2 separate regions of the Homo sapiens genome follow, and region 1 is linked to region 2. A link is a loop called in an ENCODE intact Hi-C map of the cell type or tissue named here. Cell type or tissue: heart left ventricle. All regions are shown on one strand. Links, peaks and the distances in the headings refer to the core of each region. The heading gives the core; the rest is flanking DNA.

What was found. Hi-C counts contacts between places; a loop is a spot of excess contacts. Peaks named below come from ENCODE experiments on the same cell type or tissue, not always from the same donor. Only the 100,000 strongest peaks of a DNase experiment are listed, where the experiment ranks them.
Region 1: it touches region 2 in a loop (3-fold over the local background); 26 of 110 quality-filtered maps call a loop at or near these places.

The regions. Positions count from the first base shown.
Region 1 is chr10:102,333,139-102,336,041 of GRCh38, reverse strand. The region is part of intron 3 of GBF1 (golgi brefeldin A resistant guanine nucleotide exchange factor 1); the gene reads right to left. Among named protein-coding and RNA genes, the nearest start is that of NFKB2, 61 kb to the left of the region's middle. In heart left ventricle, for the core only: no CTCF peak of the experiment used is centred there; a DNase peak (open chromatin) is centred at 1,671; H3K27ac peaks cover 2,240 bases.
Region 2 is chr10:102,240,271-102,243,173 of GRCh38, reverse strand. It overlaps PITX3 (paired like homeodomain 3), which reads left to right and starts at 1,662. Exons shown (of 4, transcript NM_005029.4): 1 at 1,662-1,841. It also overlaps a transcript of GBF1 not described here. RefSeq lists a silencer at 1,511-1,800. In heart left ventricle, for the core only: a CTCF peak has its summit at 1,618; DNase peaks (open chromatin) are centred at 1,493 and 2,303; H3K4me3 peaks cover 2,101 bases.

The DNA of each region.
Region 1 (2,903 bases), core at 233-2,732, 93 kb before region 2:
GCATGAGCCACTGCACCTGGCCACCAGTTCATTTCTTAAGATTTAAGTAAATATATATATAAAAATTCTACCTTTGACTCCTAAACCATAAAACAAACACAAGTTAAGGATAAATACTGAGATAACGGGTGGTTGATATTTACGGTACAATTTGGGATAGCACTTTTAATTTCTGAGGGCTTCAGCTTTCTCCAAGGTATCAGAGAAAGAACAGGCTTCCTTTTAATAAAATGAATTATTAAAGTACTCATTAACATTTATTACCTGCGCCATGCCAAGTGCTATGCACTTTACATACCTTCACTCTTCATAATTAACCCCATTTTGAAGATAAAAATGAGGCTTGGAAAGGATAACGAGATGTCCCCACCAGCTAAGATCATAGCACTAGCTAGTAGTGGAAACAGGAATCAAATCCAGGTCCATCCAACTCCAAAAGCTCTGCTCGTAGCCATCCGACTTTACTGCTTCCTACAAGGCTAGAACAGAAAGGTTTCTGGTGTCCTATCTCACGGTTCAGCCTGGCTGGGAACTGAGATTCAATTGTCTGGATCTTCTCCAGAAGAGTGAAAACTGCCTGAGTCCTTCAGGAGAAAAGTGCCATGATTCTGCTCATAGTAAGCAGGCTGAATAATTTCACAACCAAGGAGACATCTGACACCCCAGCCAAGCAGCCAAAATTCCCGCCCTGGAAGACTGTCAACCTCAAGGCACAAACAGTCCAGTAAACACAGAGTGCAGATTAGGTAGAGAGGTGCTCTGAAGGTGACTGGTCCATGTTCTAAGATGAGCCAGTCATCTGGGGGAAAAAGGGCACAAGGAGGGGAAATCTAACCCCCCATTGGAGAAAACACTTCGGATCCTTCCAGAATCAAATCCGGATCCAATTTCTGGACAGTCAGTGACAAATTACAACAAGAATTATTAAATTATTTCTGGAGAGGCTCATGAGTCACTTCAACCCAAAGCAAAGTGAAGCCCTTTGGAGATGTCTTGGTGGTGGTCTGCTCATACTGTACTCAATACGACTGGGCAGGGTGCTTCACTCCCCATATTATGACATTAAAACAGAAGTGTCAATTTGGCCCAATGTCTGTCTGAGAATCTGCAGATGTCCCACACCTCTTGTCTTCCCAAATGATGAGGTGACCTCTCCAAAATGGGGATGAATCTTGACTTTTTTTTTTTTTTTTGAGACGAAGTCTCGCTCTGTCACCCAGCCTGGAGTGCAATGGTGCAATTTTGGCTCACTGTAACCTCCGCCTCTCCGGTTCAAGCAATTCTCCTGCCACAGCCTCCCGAGTAGCTGGGACTACAGGCGCAAGCCACCACGCCTGGCTAATTTTTTGTATTTTCAGTAGAGACGGGGTTTCACCGTTATTAGCTAGGATGGTCTCGATCTCCTGACCTCGTGATGTGCCCGCCTCGGCCTCCCAAAGTGCTGGGATTACAGGGATGAACCACTGCGCCCAGCTGAATCTTGACATTATTTTCTCTTCTCATGTCAGAGCTGCTACCATCTCTGATAATCTATGTCAAAGGCCTCAACATGTGGCCTCAAGCACTGCCCTTGGACAAAACAGAATACTCTCCTAAGCTACAAGGGAACAGCCACCATCCTCCCAGGAGGCTGTGTTCTCCAGGCCGCAGCAGCCTTTTCTCATTTGGCCAGCATTGGGCTGGCACATTCCTGAGCCAAAATGCACACATAAGCTGCTTTCCCTGGTAGCAAAGCTCTTCACTCCTGAGTGACTCTTATCAGGGGCAGTTGGGCATTCTCAATTGGATTACGCTGACAAGGAAAAAGGCCTGCGGTATGTTATTTCAACACCATTTGGCTTCAGAAATGCCTGTCTCGACCTTTTTGCCCTCAGAGTCTACTTCTCTCTTCTTGCTTTCTAGAGGGTCACCAGCCTGCTCCCATGCATGTTCTTTACCCTGCAAATATTGGCCCATGTTCCTGGAGACAGAATGCCATCATTCACAAGATGGATCATGTATAACAGACTAATAAATCATAGCATGATAAAAAAAGAAATTAGTTCATTTACCCCTCTAACATTTCTGTATCCAGAGACAGACGACAAAAGCTTTTTGGTTTTAGGCTTTTCTGTCTGTATCTGTACATTCCATTTTAGGAGAAAGTGTTAGGTCTCATATGCTACTTTTCTGACTATGCTGTACACCCCAGGAATATATTTCTTGCAAAAGTCAAGATTGATAGTGATCTACAAAAATGTCTGATGTATGGTAAGCTCCGTAGGAAGAAGCTGTGTTCTTTTTGGTCACTAGAGGACATCAAGAGTAGTGGTCCAGGCCAGGTGTGGTGGCTTACACCTGTAATCCCAGCACTTTGGGAGGCTGAGGTGGGAGAATCACTTGAGCCCAGCAGTTCGAGACCAGCCTGGGCGACATAGTGAGACTTCAGCTGCACAAAATATGAAAAAATTAGCCAGGCATGCGCACCTGTGGTCCTGGCTACTCAGGAAGCTGAGGTGAGCCCTGATCATACCATTGCATTCTACCCTGAGCAACAGAGTGGAACCCTGTTTCAAAAAGAAAAAAAAAAAAAAGAGGGGTAGTGGTCCAAAGAATAATCAAAGCTAAACTTTGGCAAAGCCAGAAGCCTCTGGAATAACTGCCAAACCTCCCATACCTTCGTTTATCAGCTTCAAAGTTTTCCAGACCTATGAATGGACAGGTGGGAATTTAGGCTTGGTTCAGGAACGGATTCCAGAAAACACTGTCAACGGACAGGTCCCATACCTGTATTTCCTAGCCTGGGCTTAAGGGTCAAACCCAGATAGACCCTGCCCTATACAACAGGAGATATGAAATAAAGAAATGCACTAGGCCCAATTCTGATTCTGTCATTAACTGTGTGACCTTGGGCAAAAACACCT
Region 2 (2,903 bases), core at 282-2,781:
AGTAGGAATTGACAATATAAAGATGGGTTACTTTCACAGGAAGGGCCAGAGGTGTGCAGGACACTACTAGGAAATTGGAGATGAAGACAAGGTCAGGTCCTGAAGGTCTTGTATGCCAGGCTAGGGAGCTTGACCTTTATCCTAAGGGCAATGGGAGTCACTGAACAGTCAAGACATGACTGCTCAGATTTGCCTTAGGGGCATATTGTGTGACTGGGCTTAGGCTCTTTTTTTTTTTTTTTTTTGAGACAGAGTCTTGCTCTGTCGCCCAGTCTGGAGTGCAGTGGCGCGATCTCAGCTCACTGCAAGCTCTGCCTCCTGGGTTCACGCCATTCTTCTTCCTCAGCCTCCCCAGTAGCTGAGACTACAGGCACCCGCCACCAAGCCCGGCTAATTTTTTGTATTTTTTAGTAGAGATGGGGTTTCACCGTGTTAGCCAGGGTGGTCTCAATCTCCTGACCTTGTGATCCGCCCGCCTCGGCCTCCCAAAGTGCTGGGATTACAGGCATGAGCCACAGTGTTTGGCCTGGGCTTAGGCTCTTCGGAGCACCCAAGCAACATAGCCTAACTGGGAGAAGAGAAGGAGCCTGTTTCCTGGAAATTGAGGCCTAAGTCAGAGAGGGCCGAAGTCACAGTCTGCCAGGATGTTCCTTGGTCATCTGTCCTGTCCCTTGCAAATTCCTAACCAGCAGGCACCAAGGCCACACCTTGCCCACAGGACTTAACCTGGTACCACCAGCGGGAAACCAGCCCTGCTGAAGGAGGGAGAGCACAGCCTAAGCAAGACAAGGGTACAGACTGAAAGGCAATGCCTTTGGAGTGCCCAGCCCAAGCCCTGAGATCCAGCAGGAACCTCCTCTTAATTGTTTTGCGCGGGGAGGGAGATGATAGTTACTCGTCCAAGTTCACTCAGTGATGGTGCAGTTCGTGGCAGCGTTGGAATACTACTTTGGTTTGTATCATTCCAAACCCTGCTGTCTCCACGAAGTCACCTTCCTTGGAGAAGAAGGGGGAAATGAAGAAGAGGAAAGATATGAGGAAAGAGGAGCAGAGAGAAAGAGAAATGAGTCTTTTAAAGTGGCAGAGGAAGGAGAATGGTAAACAGCAGGAGCGAAGCGGCTGAGGAGAAAGAAGAGGAAAGAAAGGCGAGACGTGGGAGGATTGGAACAGAGACAAAAGGGAGGAGAGACGGACAGCGACAAGTGGAGAAAATCGGCGAAACTTGAGTGGCAGAGAAGTCTGAGCGCTGAGACCCGGCGGCCCCGTGCGCCTTCCCACCTGGCGCCGATCCACTTTCCTCGGGGTAGCGGCCCAACCCACTTCGCTGCCAGCCGATCCCTTTTACCCGTGGCTACCGGGACCACTCTACTCTCGCCCACTTGGCTCTGCCTAAGCGTCCTAGCCGGAGCGCGGTCTCTGCCACGTGGGGAGGGGCGCGGCCGAGTTGCTGAAGAGCGCTTCTGATTGGCCAGAGGGCGGGGTTCTTGGCGTCTCGCCGGCCAGACCCCTCCCTCAAAGGCGGGGCCTGGAGATCCACAGCTGGAAAGGGCGGAGCCCCAGCAGGGCAGCTGGAAAGGGGCGGGGCCTGACGCGCGCGGCTCGCCGCGGCGGGCTGGGGGCGCCCTGGTCTGCCATAAAGTGAATGGGCGCCGGCTGGGGGTGGCAGTACGCGGTGAGGCTCACTCCCTCCGAGAGTCCAGGAGCGCCCGAGCGGAGAGGCGGCCCGGGAGCAGGGGGGCGGCCCCCACTCCGGCCGGGTGCCCGGCCCCTGGCCCCTGCCTGCCCTCTAGATCGCCGCCGCAGCCGCCGCTACTGGGAGTCTGCCTGTTGCAGGACGCACTGTGAGTGTTTGACCATTCTAAGGACAGGGGCTCATGGGGCCGAGGAGCTATTGCTGGACCTTGGAATCCCTAAAACGAGACCTGGGGCAGCTGAACTCCGGTGCCTTGGGAACAGGTCGAGAATGGGAGGGCGGACTGCAGACCTGGGGCCAGGACTTGGGAAAAGGGAAACTCAGGGTAAGAACCAGGGGATAGGGAAGGGGGAGACTCAGAGGATCCGGAACGAAGCCGGAGACTTGAAACCAGGATAGGGGCTTCGCGAGGCAGGGAGTAGGGAGTCTGGAAACCATTACCAGAAAGCGCCCTGGAATCCCAGGGCACGGGGCAGGCGGCCAGGGAGCGAAAGGGGTTACAGAGGCCCTGGCCAGCGGGGGAGCTGGCGGGGCGGCCCCCAGTGTGGGGGCAGTTGACGGCGCCCGATGCCCCTCGGCCTAGGCTCAGACTCCTGGGGCTGGGAGCCGGGGTGCGCCTGGTCGCACACGCTTCTCTTCCCAGCTGCTCCGCAGTTGGAATAGGAGCTGTGTTGTGAGAGCCCGGCCGCGACTGAGTCAGATGGCCGCTGTGCGGATCAGAGTGACCAGGCGGCGGGTATAGTGGATCTGGCTTGGGGTGTCTGGGCCCAGAAGGGTCCTGACTTGAGGCCGCCTCAGAATCGGACAGAATGTCCGCGGTGCATGGGGCTCGGAGCGGACAGAATGTCCGGGTAGCGAAGTGGGTCTCTCCGGAGCGGGAGTTGTGTCTGGCAGTGGCGGACAGAATGTCCCTGGCTGGGTGGCATGTCCGTCTACCCAGCAGCGCCTGCCCAGCTGCTGCGTGTGCGATGGGGTCGGCTGCGGTGGGTCACCTCAAATCCCAGCTCACACTTTGCAAACTTGTTTCAGCTCCTTCGGGCTGCGAAGCTGTGAGCAGGGAGCGAGAGTAAAGGCTACAACCTGGCCTTGGGGTGAGGTGGGCTGGGACACATGCCCCCTTCAATTCAGAATAGATCAGAGCATCACTCTGTACTTCCAGAATCCAAATTTGAGGACAGAAGGCCAATGAGGAGCCTGCTAGTGGGAATCA